4 separate regions of the Homo sapiens genome follow, and all the other regions are linked to region 1. The links are chromatin contacts, found by Hi-C or POLR2A ChIA-PET in ENCODE. All regions are on one chromosome and are shown on one strand. Each heading gives the region's core, a stretch centred on a gene start or an enhancer-like site at or near the end of the contact. The rest is flanking DNA. Distances are from core to core; before and after follow the strand shown. Region 1 holds the start of ELFN1 (extracellular leucine rich repeat and fibronectin type III domain containing 1). Region 2 overlaps MAD1L1 (mitotic arrest deficient 1 like 1). Region 3 overlaps MAD1L1 (mitotic arrest deficient 1 like 1). Region 4 overlaps MAD1L1 (mitotic arrest deficient 1 like 1).

Region 1 (3,387 bases), core at 583-3,082:
CCAGTACCTCTCTTGGGGTTTATGTTTGGCAGGCGGAGTGGATAGGCTGGGGCCCGGAGCCCGGTGGTCATCTTCTGCACAAGGCTGGCCAGGCCAGAAGCTGGAGGGTAGCTTACTGGGACCTTCCAAGCGTGACCAAGGAAGCTCTGGGGGCCGACCAGCTTCTCCCTAGTGGAGCTGCAGCTGGGGAGACCTCACAGACAGGCAGGGAGGAGAGGGTGCCCCGCTCACCGCCGGCCTCGTTCCACAGGCCCAGGCCTGGCACATCCCAGGCTTGCAGTATCTATCTGGTGGGTAAACAAGGACCTGCTCTTGGCCTGCGGCCTGGCTCTGACCGTGGTCCAGGTCGGGGCAGAGGGAGAAAGGCCACAGCTTAGGTGTTCCAAACCACCGGTGCCCTTCCTGCCGGCCCCTGGGGCTGTGCTGGGTTTCCAGGGCCCCTGCCCCCCAGTATTTGCATGAAATCGTGGGGGCGCACTGGCTTTCGTCCTAGCACTCCCCTTCAAGGCTCTGCACCCCTATCACGGGAGCCCCACCCAGCCAGCCGAAGGAGGCCACAAGCTCTAAATTACTAAATTCGGGCCAGTGCTGGGGGCCTGGGAGCCAAGGCAGCTCAGAGCCCACTCTCCGATTCTGGCTCCTGGAGAACCCTAGGACCCGGGCGTGTCAGGCCCTGCAGCCGGGCTAGGCCGGTCCATACAGGACTGAACGGCGTCGTGGGCGTTCATTCACATTCCCTCTCCGGTCCCCACACACTATAGGATTTATCTTGATTTGCTGCCTTTGAATTGAGTCAACTCTTTTGTATGCTCGTTGAATTGCCCAGCTGCTGGCGGCGAGCGGAGAGCGTGCCGGGGGTACTGAGGCCGGGAACCAGAGGCGGGCGGGGGACAGGAAGCGGGGAGGGGGCGCCGGCGGGGACGCGCGGGCTGCGCGGGGACTGGAGAGGGTCCCCAGGCGCCGGCCGTTCTGCGAACGCGGGCTTGTCCAGGCACCGCCGGGGCCTGCCCGGCCCGAGCGTGGAGTCCCGAGGCTCCTGCCGGGGGTCCAGGCTGCCCCTGGGGCTCTGCCTTCGACGCGCTGTGTAGGGCCAGATTCTGGGCCTCTCTTGACTCAGTTTCCCTTCCTGTAACATGCGGACGGGGGCTTCCGCACAGGCAGGTTGTCAGGGTGAAACTGAGCCGAAGAGTGCTCCAGAACCCCCTGAAGTCCTCACAGAGGTTGGGGTGAATGAAGGAAGGAAGCGGGGCCAGGGCTGGGCAGAGGAGGCCCGGCCTGCGCCCTGCGTTCTCCGCCCCTAGGTCCCTGCCCTCCCGGATAAGGGGCGGACCGACGGGAGGACCTGAGAACGCCTTGGCTTTGCTTGAGGTGGTGGGAGTCGCGGGTAGCTTGTTCAGCCAACAGCTGTCGCCCCCACTCCCCCCACCCACCCACCCACCCCCTCCACCTTTTAGATGTGGGCGGGGAGGGCCGGGGACGGACCGCGAGGACGCCCCCTGCGCTTTCTAGGACCTCCCCTCCTTCCCCAGCCCCTGCGCGTCGCCGGGAGAGGGAAGGAGCGGGTTGCCGCGGGGAGCCGAGGAGAGCAGGGGGCTCGGGAGGCCAGGGAGAGAAGGGGAGGGCCAGAGGCTCCGAGCCGGACTCGCGGCGGAGGAAGAGGGGGTGGAAGGGAGCGCGCAGGCGGGCGAGGGAGCGAGGGAGGGAGAGAAGGAGGGAGGGAGGGAGGGAAGGGGGGCGGGAGGGGGCAGGGCGAGCTTGAATTCCCCCCCGGCCGCGCGGCGAGGGGCGGGGCCGCGCGCGCAGATCGATGGGCGAAGCTGGGGAGGAATTTCAATCCCGGGAGCGAAGTTAGAGCTTGAAGGACGGCGGCGGCTGCGGGCGCAGCCCCGGAACCGAGGCCGGGCGGGCAGGTAAGCGGCGAGCGCGGCCGGGCGCTGAACCTGGGGGACTTGGGACCCGGACCACCCCCGGGGAGCGGCGCGGCCAAGCCCCCCGCCACCTCGAACCCCGGGCGTCCCCGAGTGCGCAGCGTGCGCCCCCAGCCCCTGCTGCGCCCCCAGGCCTGGCGCGCGATCCGAGCGCAGCGGGCAAAGTTGGAGGAACTTGGCGGCGGCGGAGCGGGCGCAGGCTCAGCCCGACAAAGCCCGGGGGCCCGGGTCGGGGTCGCTGCCGCAGCCCGCACGCTGCCCCGTGCCTCCGAGAGGTCCCTTCCCCAGCGCCTCTCTCCCTTCCGTCCCCCTTCGCCGTCCGCACCCTGCCCGGCGCCCCCCAGACGCGGCCCCCTGCCCTTCCCTTCCCGGAAATTAGGGGGCTGTCCTCACCTCCTGGCCGAGTCGCTGACCCCTCCCCAGGCTCGCATCGCCCTCCCTGCTGGGCCGCCCTCCCCCCGACGCTGCGAGCCTCCTCGCTCCGCGCGGGGACCGTCCAGTCACGCACGGGGAGGGGTCACATTCCTCGGTCCCAGCCCCTGAGTCCAACCACTGGCGGGGGGGTGGGGTGGGGGGCTTCGCTCCGAACTGAACTTACTGGGTGCTTTCCACCCCTCGCCCCACCTGGAGTCCATCCTCGTCCTCGTCCCTCTGGGGGCTGGGAGGAGGCTGCCAAGCCTCCGTGCCCCAACCTGCCTCTAAAGACAAGCGCCCCCATTTCCATCCTTTGAAACCTGCAGGTCACCTGCTTGATGCTGAGGGTGGGGCGGGGGGCACTGCCTGCCGTACCGCACACCGCCCCCCCCCCCATAAAAACGACACCCTCTGAGATGAAAATCCGGCTTTTCCAGGTCTCAGCTGTGTGACCTTGGGGCAGGTGAATCTCAGAGCCTCAGTTTCCACACCTGTGAAATGGGGCTAGGATGATCATGCCTTCTGAAAAAAACGAAGGCTTAGCAGAAAGGGTCGAGGCCGGCCGAGCCAGGTGTGCACGTCCTCAAAAAGCCTCCGTGCCAGCACTTTCCCTTCCTGCACACCCGGAGTGGGGCCTCTTTGGACCCTGGCTTGGGCTGGCTGCCTCTGCCGCTCATTCCCTCGATTGGGCTAAGGGCTGTGCGGAGAGCCTGGGGACAGAAGCTGTGGAGGGACCGGGAGCCAGGAGCAGATGTAAATGGCAAATCTCCCCATATTGCCTCTCTCAGGGGCTGCCCCCTAGAGAGGCCCCCAGCCTCCAAAGAGGTCCAGCTTGCACCCAGCCTTGGGGGAAACCCCATTGGGTTGGGCATAGGTTGCTTGAAAAGCATCAACATGCTCCTCTTCTCTGCCTGGCTGGCCCCCTGGCCTCCTGCCCCCTGGGTCCCTGCCCCTGCCACCTTTTAATTGAACAAGCATTGAGAAGACTGGCTTACAGGTCCCAGCCCAGGTTTGCGCCCCACTCCACCAAAGCAGGGGGACAAAC
Region 2 (3,387 bases), core at 325-2,824, 250 kb after region 1:
CACCAACACCAAAGAACAGCATGGAGAGAAGGGCCTAGGGTGTTTAACTGGAGTGCCAGCCAGCCTTCAGCAAAGCCACTGTGCTCTGAGGCCACTGCCCCACCTGGACTGCACTTGGGCCCACCTGAGGAGACCACAGCTCCCGGCCCCAGGGCGACTGGTGCTGTGGCTACTCCTGGCCCCAGCCCCCCTCCCCTCCCCTCCCCTCTCTACAGGGCGCCTCAATGAGTGCACAGGGTGAGAGCACGTGGCAGGGCAGGGGCACTGATCCTTCCAACACCCGTCCTGTCTCTGGGTCACCCCAGGCTCTGGCGGCTCTTGCCAGCAGGGCAGTTCCCTCCGGCCCATGCCGCCGTGATCCGGCCCCTCCCCAGCAAGGACAGGGACCTCCTCCTATCGTTCAGTCCCAGGAGTCTGCAGAGATCGTCCGCCTGTCACGCTCACCCTTGGTGCGGGGACAGACGCTCACAACTGCCCCAGGACCTGGGCCGGTGGTCCCGTTTCTCAAATGGGGAAGCTGAGATGCAGAGAGAAAAGGGTCCACCCAGACCCCCAACTGTTACGACGTGGAGCAGGACCTCCATCCAAGCCTTCTGACCTCAGGCTCCCAGGCCGTCCAACACGGCTGCCCCGGCCTCAGATGGACACACGGTGTGTTGGAGCCAGGGACACCTGCAGCCTGCAAGGTCTCCTCTGCCTTCTCTCCCTGACCTGGTGCAGGAGGTCCAGGTGGCTGGCACTGAAGGCAGAACTGTAAAGCCAAGCCTGCCGTCCTCGCTGGGGACCTACCACACAAAGGGAGGACCGCACTGGGGAATGGGCTCATTGGGAGCCACTTTTGTTTCTCTACCCACCAGCCTGGCTCAGCTTCTACCAAATGGGCTCCTGCACGGGCCCAGAGGCCAATGGGCTCAGGCCACAGCCGCCATCGTCGCCATCACCATCATGCTGAGCACACATCATGGGCCAGCGGTGCCTCTGCTATAAACACACCCTCCACAATGACCGTGATTGGAGTGAGCCACATGTCAGAGCTGAGAGAGCTGAACCCAAGGTCACATGGCTGCTGGTGCAGAGCTGGGACCATGGCCCAAGTCCAAAACAGCTGACAGTGTGTGGCAACCCCTCCTCCATCAGCTCAGGAGCAACTTTGCTTTGGAACTGAAATTTAACTTTGATCAACAAAAAGAAACTGCAGATGACTCTGGGGAGGGAGCTGAAGTTGCAAAGTGCCCAGGGGTGGCAGGGCGGAGTCAGCCTTACCCACACCCCTCCTCCAGTCCACCCAACGCTTATAGAGGGCCAGTGCCAACAGCTCCAGTGACACGGAGGTCCCCAGTGACACGGAGGTCCCCAGGAGGGCGCACAGCAGGGCTGCAGCAGCGTTAGGAGACAGCAACCCCCAGAGTCAGAAGCCGGGGCTGTGTGGGCCCAGCATCCCTGTCCTTCCCCAGTACATGAGTGCTCCTGGGTCCCCGGCTTGCCCCCAACCCTGCAGCTCTCGGGACTTGCCTGTCATTGCGTGAGCCAACTCCCTGTAACAAGCATCTCCGTGTGCGTGCGTGCGTGCGTGTGCATGTGCGTGTGTACACACATTCTACGAGTTCTGTGTTTCGGCAGAACCCTGCCCAGTAAGCTCGCCCGGGGCTGTGTTGTCTGCAGATGGAGCAGCGACAGTGTGTGGGAGGAGCAGGGGCAGAGAAAGTCGGGGAGACTCGGCTGCCGTGGCAGCCTCACACTGTGTTGTGGACCCAGCGATTCCTCAGAGGCACCAAGGGAAGTGGTTAAAACAGGAAGACCCGCTGCACGCTCTCACCCACGGGAGCGGGGGGAACCCATCGCATGGAGTTGGGGGAGAAGGAGGGTGCAGGTGTGGGGTGGGCGGGGATGAACGGAGGCTGGTCAGTGGGTACAGACGCACAGCCAGATGGAAGGAGTAAGACCTCACGTTCCACAGCCGAGTGGGGGCGGACTACAGTCAGCCACATGTGCTGTCTACTTTAAAACAGTGAGAAGAGAGGACAGGAGGTCTTCCCAACACTTAGAAATGACCAGTCCATGAGGTGACGGATACCCCAAATACCCCTGTGTGGCCACTGCCCATTCTGGGCATGCAAGACAACATCACCTACACCCCATAACGATGCACGAACACTGTGTATCCATTTAAAAACCGACAGCAAAAAACCCTAATCTTCATTGACTGAATAAAAAAGATTCACGGGACATCCGGTCCAGACAGAAAAGGGTGCAGATTCATGTTCCCTGCTCCTCCTGCAAAGCTCGGCTCTGAGCCCTGGAGACGACGAGACAGGCAACCCAAAGAGAGGGTGGGGAGGTGGGAAGAGGGCGGAGAGGCGGCCTGGAGCCAGCAGTGGGGACTCAGGACCCCTGCCCAGCAGATGGCAGCCCAGATGACACACTCCTGCCTGGACCGGAGCCTGCAAAGGGAACCCCGGCACGCTGCGGGTCTGAGACGTGGTATCGGTGAGGGAGGCGGCCCTGAGGCGCCCTTCCCTGCTCAGACACAGACGCTGGAAAGCCAAAGATTCTTCCACTAGATTAACCTATAACTTCAGTGTAATTTCAGTAAAAAATAAAACCTTGATACCTTTTTTTTGAATTTGACTAATTCTTTTTTTTTTTTTCTTTTTGGAGACAGGGTCTATCTCTGTTGCCCAGGCTGGAGTGCAATGGTGTGATTTTGGCTTACTGCAACCTCCATCCCCCAGGTTCAGGCGATTCTCCCACCTCAGCATCTATAGTACCTGTAGCTGGGACTACAGACACCCTCCCGCCACGCCTGGCGTTTTGTGTTTTTAGTAGAGACAGGGTTTCACCTTGTTGGCCAGGCTGGTCTTGAACTCCCGACCTCAGGTGATCCACCCGCCTCAGCCTCAGTGCTGGGATTACAGGCATGAGCCACCGCGCCTGGCCGTGACAAAGTAATTCTAAAATTAACTTAGAATAATAAACAGGTAAGAAAACCTTTAAGTCAAAAAAAAGGATAAATGAAATTAAAAAAAACAAAAGATCTGAATACAGACCCGATTTTGCCTAAGTTTTAATAAAGATGAAGGTATAAATCTACGGGGAAGGAAGGATTCTGAGATAAATGGCCCTAGGGCAATTGTTTAGTGATCTGGAAAAAAAATCAATTTAGATCTCGACCTCATACCATACACCAAAATAAGTTTCAAGTAGATTAAATCTTTAAATATAAAAATAAGCTCAAAGAGCCCAGAAGAAAATAGAATTATTTATCAAATCACTAAAGTACTTACTAAGCTTAAAAGCAACGGAATTAACAGATAAGAGAGAACCTGAAGACGAGGGGTTCAGGTTCTGGGAAAGATGAAGAAACCAATCAGCCCTGTCTCTCCCTGA
Region 3 (3,387 bases), core at 525-3,024, 230 kb after region 1:
CCCTAGACTGCCCTCTCCATAAGCCAGGCCCTGAGCTGGGGGCGTGGAGCTGCTGCGAACAGTACAAGTGCCTCTCCTGTCACCAAGCTTGGTGTCCTGGATACAAAGGAGGCAGGAATGACAGGTGGATGGGGCAGGACTGATGCTGATCTCCTGGTCAGAGCTCCTGCCAGAAGACTTGGCAGCTCTAGCGCTGTCTTCTTGGAACCCAAGGGGGAGGATTTCTCAGGAGGCCAACGGCCTCACCCAGTGAAGGGCAGCTCGGAGGAGGACTTGGGAAGAGTCGGCTTACAGGGAGCCTTTGAAAGCTCCCTAAATGTTGCAGGCCCTCCAGAAGGTCTGCAGGGACCAGGACACACAGGGCCGGCAGAGCTAGTCACAGCTCTGGGAGAAGCACGGGTGCACCGTGGGCTGGAGCTGAACCAGCCAACAGGGATCCCGGTGCAACATGACCCCTCCCCAGCTCCACAGGTGGCACTTATGAGACTTGCCTCTTGCAGCCTCCGAAGTGAGCCACAGTTACTTCTACTCCACAGGTGAGGAGACTGAAACTTGGGGAGGTGAGGCTGCATGCCCAGTGTCAGCCCTCATGAACATGCTCTAAAGGCCCATATCCAGCAGGCGATCCCTCCACATCAACCAGATGGGGCGCAGGAAGGTCTGGGAGGCCCCAGCCCTCCAAAGAGGGGAGGGGGCGAGCGGGGTGCTAGGCACAGCTGCTAGCAGGGCACATCAGCTGGGCAGGACAGAGTCTGGAGGAGGAGTGGGAGAGGGAGGAGGAAGAGCAGGAGTAGAGGGTGGGGGTTGGGTGAGGCTGGGGGAAAGAGGCTGTGAAAAGAAGCCTAGGGAGAAATGGAGCAAGAAGCATCTTTAAGAACCAGGCACCCAGCAGTGGGGGAGAAACACAGGAGGGGCACACTTAGGCCCCCTGGGGACCCTCAAGGGACAACGAACCCAACAGGATAAAACCTCCGGCAGACTCGCCTGTCAGGAAAAACACAAGGTGGCACGTGTCCTAGGAGGGAAGCCAGCGGAAGAAGGGTCCCACATCTGGGGAACCCAGGAGGGCTTCCTGGAGAAGGTGTCTACAAGCGAGCTGGGCCCAGGTGAAGAGGATGGAGCAGGTGGGCCTTGATGCTGGGGTTCCAGGGAAAACCGCAGACACAAGTTGGCAGCTTCTTCCTGCGGGGACTTCACTGCTCAGAAATGAAACCGATGGACCAAGGTGGGGTCTTGGCAACCATGATGGATGTGCCAGGAACATGGCCCCACTTACTCCTGTGGGTCAGACGTAACTGTACCTGCTTTACAGATGAGGCAGAGGCCCAGCCAGCACCCCCCTGGCAACAGCTGCACTTGGGCACCAGCCCACAAGCTCACCTAGAGTCAGCCCCCTGCCTGGGTTGCCCAGAGCTCCCCATGCCAGGCCCACCCCGCAGCTCTCAGCCCCGCCTGCAAACATCAACTTGTAAAGCCCTTCCATACTTTACTTAATCTCCCTGATCCTGTGAGCTTCAAGCATGAAAACACAGTGCATGTCACACATGGGGAAAGTGGGTAAGCTAAAAGCAACCTCGTTCCCTGACACTGTCCACCTGAGCCAGCCCCCGGAACACGGCCCAGAGCAGGCATGGTGGGTGGCCGGAAGGGTGGGGAGCGGGGCCTCTGCGGGCACCAGGCCTTGCTGGTGGAGCACTGGGCCAGTGGACCGTCTGTCCTTCCGGAGGCGGCTGCCTCAGCTCCATGGCTTCTGACCCAGCACATCCAGCCCTCAGGACCTGCAAAGTCACATTCACACGGGCCTTGGGCCAGGACAGGCCGTGGTCCAGAAGGTCAGGTCAGGCCAGGCCTGCCACTGGAAAGAAGGGACAGCAAGGGCTGGAGGATGGGCAGTGAGGGGGCGGCCTGGGGAGGCGCCAAGGCTCCAGATCACAAGAGTCTAGGAAGGCGGGCAGGATGCCTGGCAAGAGCTGCGGGGCCCAGGCCAGACCCCTGCAGGAACCACGGCTCCTCAGGGCGAGCCCGGCCTCCCGTACGCTGTGTGTCCTTTAGGCCTGGGGCGAGCAGGGCTGGGGAGCTGGCCAGCTCCTGGGCTCTCTGTCCGCCTGCCTCCTCCTCCTGGGGCCCCCTTCCTGCCTCTCCCTGACCTCAGGAGCCTGGGGGCTGAGAGGGCTCCAAGGCGGAAAGGAGGGCAGGGGTTCCTGCCCAGGCCATGGGGGCTGAAAGTCCGGCCACTGGCAAGCTGAGGCCAGCCCAAGCCTTCTGGTCTCAACATCCTGCCATGGCTGGGATCCTGGGCGGGCGGATGAGGGCCGGGGGAGCTGAGATGCTGGCTCGAGCAGGAAGAGCGGCAGGGCCCATGCTCGAGGGTATGACGGGGATGGACCTGGTGTCCAGCAAACCTGAGGACATTGGGCAGGGCTGCGCTTCAGAAGCCCATGCAGGGCTTACAGTGGTCAAGATGCTACTTGCTGACGGTGTTTTTAAAAAGTGACACAGGAGCACACACAATGGAACCCCAGGATCCCGAGTTCCCAGGTGTAAATGAACATGCCTAGGCATGTGCCTACGTATGAAACACCGAAAGGAAACACGGCGAAGCAGGACAGCGGCCACCTTTCGCGGGAAGATGACGAGTGGCTTGCTTCCCTCTTTTGGATTTTCGACACTCTCAACAGAAAACACTGTGGAGGGTGCCCCAAGGTTCCGCTGCAGTTAGTCTTCCTAAGATTCGCTTCAACTACAGCACACGCAGGGATCCGGGGAAAACGCTGCCTCTTAATTTGTAAATGTTGATGTAACGAGTGATATGTTAAGTGATAACTGTTCATGGTACACCTTTATTAATACCTAATCATTTTAGAAACCTATGGAATTCGTATAATGCATTAAACACCTCTGTGAATTATTCAAAGTATACAGAATTATACAAAAGCGAAGAAGTACATTTCTGATAGCTTAAAGACTTGGTGTGTTTTTATTATTCAAAGGTTTGAGAGTTTCAAGAGTGTAGAAATGGATGACTGTGATCTGAGAAGCAGGAAATCCACAAGGAACGCAGAGCAAGCCCGGCACGGTGCCCCCGTGCAGCGCAGGCTGTGAAGACGGGCGGGTTGTGCAGAAGGAGGAGGAAGAGCCGGGCTAAGGCTGAATCAGACAGGCAGCGGCTCACCGCTGTGAGACGCTGACGGACATGCGTAGGCCGCACTGGGTACAGCTTTTATACAAATCAAAGTTGGTTCTCGGTTCCATAAAGACACGCAGAGGCTGCAGACTGCAGGCAGTTTAGACGCCCGTTCCAGACCACAGCAGTCCCAGGTGGGGCCCGTCTCTGCCTGTCCTCATCTCCCACAGCCACCGCCCCCTCCACCCTTCCTGAAGCAGCCA
Region 4 (3,387 bases), core at 484-2,983, 150 kb after region 1:
GTGCCAGGCCCTAGTGCCACTCTTCACTGAGGCTGGAGGACCCCACGCCCTGGGCAAGTCCTGCAACGCCTTCCACACTGCCTGGGCCCCATGACCTAGTTTCCCCACTTGTGCAGGGGGGCGCTGGGGGCCCAGGGGGAGTCTGGCTCTGTGGATTCTGCAGCCCAGAGGGCGGCCTCCTGTAACTGGAGAACGGGCAAGGAGGAGCTTCCAGACAGCGCTGCAGGCCCCAGGGGACACAGGGCAGGAGTCACACAGCAGGTCTGAGCAAGCTGCTGTGCCACGGTCCTGGGCTGTGTGGGGAGTGGACAGAGGCCCTTCTGAGCTGCCCCCGAGAGCCAGCCCCACCCCGGTCAGCACCCACACAGCCCCAGGTCAGGCAGGACACAAACCCGGCCCACCACAAAGCTCCCTCTGAAACCACGTCCCTGAAAAGTCCTGTACCCAGAATATGCCCAGAACTCCCACAACTCCACCATGAAGAGGAAAGAGCCAATTAAACAAGGGGCCCTTGAACATTTCTCCAGAGAAGAGCCACACACGGCCAATGAGCTCATGCCAGGACGCTGGGCACCGGGGAAACGTGAACCGCAACTGAGCGAGACACGGAGCCGCCTCGCGCCGACGGCCACTGAGAGCAACCACCATGAGCTGCTGGGTCGAGGGGAATCAGACCCTCCGCGTCGCTGGCGGGAGCGTGTGTGGTGCGGCCACTGCAAACAGCCGGCAGCTCCTCAAAGAGCTGGACGCAGAGTCCATGGGCCCAGCACCCGCCCGGGCGCGCAGCCAGGGGGTCTGAGCGCAGTCCACGCACAGACCTCGGCACGGGTGTCCACGGCAACACGATCCCATCACCAACAGATGGAACGCGGAACCAGCCCTCAACCGCCGGAGGGAGACACAAAACCGGGTTTACCCGTCAACACCGCTTCGTACAGCCGAACTCTGATACACGCTGCCACGCGGGCAAACCCCGAAAACACGCCCAGCCAGTCACAGAGACCTGTCGACACAACTCCGTGCCCAGGGGATGTCCTGGAGGGGCACGTCAGGGCTCAGGGCCAGTGGAAATGTGCCACGGTTAGACTGGTCGCGGCTGCGCACTGAATGTGCCGGGAGGAACGGAACGGTAGACTAATGGAGCGCTAGACGTGAGGGTGAGCTGCATGTGTGTGCATCGGAGCTCAGGAAACCGTTTTGGAAAGCGCTCCCTCCGCCCGGCAGCCCTCTGGGAACCCTCCCCAGGAGCCACAGGGCGGCCTGGCTCCATCCAGCTTGGTCCTGGCAGCTCCCCTGTCCACCGGAGCATGCCTGGGCTGGGCCCCGCCCTGATGGTGTCGCCCCTCCCCTCACCACCTTTGGAGCACGTGCTGCCCCAGAGGCCCTGCGACCTGACCTGTTCCTGCACCTCCTGTTTCTCAGGAGCCGTCCCCGTGCCCTCCCCCTGCCCTCCCCCTGTTTCTGCTGCCTTAGTACATTTGGCCTTGTCATAGTTCAACACAAACCATTTTTAAACAAAAACAAGAGAAACCACTCTGACCTTTCGCTGAGAAAATCCTTTCACTTCTGCCTTCTGCTCTTGATTCTGAATTTCTCCCCCTAAATGTCAGAGGGGCTGATTCTCCTGCAGCTGCCGGGCAGGGGTGGGGAGGCAGTGTGGGAAGAAGTCTCCTCAGCCGGCCCTTCGCCCTCCTCCCAACCCAGGGCTGGCAACCTGGCTGGGCCTGACGCACTGTGGTGCAGACTCTGGCCAGGCTGGACCAGAGAATAGCTGTTTTCCAGGCACCCGCCTTCCCCGGCCCTCAGAGGCTGGCAGGCTTTGGGAGCCTGGCCGTTCATTTCTAAAAATATTTTTTTTTAGAGACGAGTCTCACTCTGTCACCCAGGCTGGAGTGCAGTGGCATGATAACGGGTCACTCAGCCTCGAGCTCCCGGACTCAAGTGATCCACCTCAGCCTCCTGAGCAGTTGGAATGACAGGCATGTGCCAGCACACCTGGCTAATTTTTAAATTTTTTTGAGAGATAGATAGACTTTAGCTATTTTGCCCAGGCTGGTCTCAAACTCCTGGCCTGGCTGGTCTCAAACTCCTGGCCTGACGTGATCCTCCTGCCTCAGCTGCCCACGACGTGAGGATTACAGGCGTGAGCTCTGATCATTCTTTATTTGAAACAGGTGCACCCCGCCAGCGTCAGCAAGACAGCTGCTCCCAATGGTAGGCCGGGCAACCCACTCACGGCTCCTACAGCACCTCCTCTCTGCCGGCCTCAGGCGGCTCTGGAAGAATGATGCCCTAATATACCGCGCTGCCCTCCAGGTGGGGGTGGGGGTGGACGGAGACAGGCAGGAGTAACCAGTGCTACTCTCCCAGCTCAAACCCCACACGAAGGCAGACCCAGCGTTTGCAAAACACCAGCCCCCGGTGAACAAGTCGACCTGCTGTGCAGCCCACCTCTGACTCCGTTTCCCCCAGCGTACCCAGCCACATTGGGAGGCTCCACCTCGGTCTAACGCTCCGGCATTAGCAGGACCTGCTGAATGAGTGGCGCCGGGCCCATCCATCTCTGCCATCGCTGCTCAGCCCTCTGCCATGTTCAAATATCACACAGTCCCCAGGTACCTCGTAAATCACTGTAATTACGGGCTGCTCACTTAAAATTAAACTGCAATTTTTTAAAAAGCAAATTGCCAGTAAGACACGTTGGCTGTGGCTGGAAATACTTCTGAGGCTGCCTGCGCGCAGGCTCTGGCTTCCTCTCCCTCTGCCTGGCCGGCCCGAGCTGCCACCTGTCTAGTCTGCGCACATAGCGGCCCTGTGGCTGGCGGGCGCCCTGGGGGAGACTGAGACACTCACTCTTAATGAAGACACTCGCGGCGTCCATTGTGGCCACTGCACTCTAGTCCAGACCCTCGCTGGCCTGGCCTGGGGCTCACCTGCCCCTCTGGAAGCAGAGAGGGCCTGCCCTGGAGGGCCGGGGACCTCTGCAGCATGTCCGTGGAACACGTGGGCCAGGGATTGTGTGCCCGGCCCCCATTCCAGCTCTGCCACGTGAGCAGTGCTCACTCGGTGCCTAGGGCTGACTAGTCTTACTAAGCGCTGGTCCCACCATCCCCTGAGCCGAGCCCCATGGTGTCCCAGCGGGCACGGACAAGAGGCACGGAGTGAGGGAGGGGTGGGGGCTGACAAAGGGCTTGGAGAGCAGAGACAGCGCACACCACCAACTCTCTCCACACACCACTTTCTCCACACACCACCAACCGCAGGATGTGGTGGGGCTCGGAGGCCAAGGGGGAAGTGTGAGGGATTCCTGTCAAGAACAAGACCCCCTGCTGCTGAGGGTCCAAGAGAAACTCCATGAACTGGGAAACTCGAGGGGAGGAAGCTAGA

Evidence for each region. A loop is a pair of places that touch in the nucleus more often than their neighbours do. ChIA-PET counts read pairs that join two places held with the same protein, here RNA polymerase II (POLR2A). Pooled maps may share reads with other maps.
Region 2: a map of naive thymus-derived CD4-positive, alpha-beta T cell shows a loop between it and region 1 (3-fold over the local background). The contact joins the enhancer-like site here to the promoter of ELFN1 in region 1. A Hi-C loop is called at or near these places in 5 of 168 maps with a recorded cell type or tissue (A673, CD4-positive, alpha-beta T cell, mammary epithelial cell and 1 more), 4 of 37 single-sample maps with no recorded cell type and 14 of 50 pooled maps. POLR2A ChIA-PET finds 5 or more read pairs at or near these places in 2 of 52 experiments (AG04449 and activated CD4-positive, alpha-beta T cell).
Region 3: a map of right cardiac atrium shows a loop between it and region 1 (2.0-fold over the local background). The contact joins the enhancer-like site here to the promoter of ELFN1 in region 1. A Hi-C loop is called at or near these places in 1 of 168 maps with a recorded cell type or tissue (right cardiac atrium) and 2 of 50 pooled maps. POLR2A ChIA-PET finds 5 or more read pairs at or near these places in 2 of 52 experiments (BJ and Caco-2).
Region 4: a loop to region 1 is called in a pooled map, with 3 times the contacts of the local background. The contact joins the enhancer-like site here to the promoter of ELFN1 in region 1. A Hi-C loop is called at or near these places in 2 of 168 maps with a recorded cell type or tissue (IMR-90 and mammary epithelial cell) and 7 of 50 pooled maps.

The regions. Positions count from the first base shown.
Region 1 is chr7:1,668,445-1,671,831 of GRCh38, forward strand. ELFN1 (extracellular leucine rich repeat and fibronectin type III domain containing 1) reads left to right here and starts at 1,833. Exons shown (of 4, transcript NM_001128636.4): 1 at 1,833-1,910. RefSeq lists enhancers at 557-1,264, 1,265-1,971, 1,972-2,678, 2,679-3,385.
Region 2 is chr7:1,918,682-1,922,068 of GRCh38, forward strand. The region is part of intron 17 of MAD1L1 (mitotic arrest deficient 1 like 1); the gene reads right to left. Among named protein-coding and RNA genes, the nearest start is that of MIR4655, 76 kb to the left of the region's middle. Within about 2 kb of position 1,575, at least 6 of the 41 ENCODE cell types and tissues checked have a DNase peak (open chromatin) inside an H3K27ac peak, as active enhancers do.
Region 3 is chr7:1,894,022-1,897,408 of GRCh38, forward strand. The region is part of intron 18 of MAD1L1 (mitotic arrest deficient 1 like 1); the gene reads right to left. Among named protein-coding and RNA genes, the nearest start is that of MIR4655, 51 kb to the left of the region's middle. Within about 2 kb of position 1,775, at least 5 of the 41 ENCODE cell types and tissues checked have a DNase peak (open chromatin) inside an H3K27ac peak, as active enhancers do.
Region 4 is chr7:1,816,543-1,819,929 of GRCh38, forward strand. All of the region lies in intron 18 of MAD1L1 (mitotic arrest deficient 1 like 1), which reads right to left. Among named protein-coding and RNA genes, the nearest start is that of MIR4655, 26 kb to the right of the region's middle. Within about 2 kb of position 1,734, at least 6 of the 41 ENCODE cell types and tissues checked have a DNase peak (open chromatin) inside an H3K27ac peak, as active enhancers do.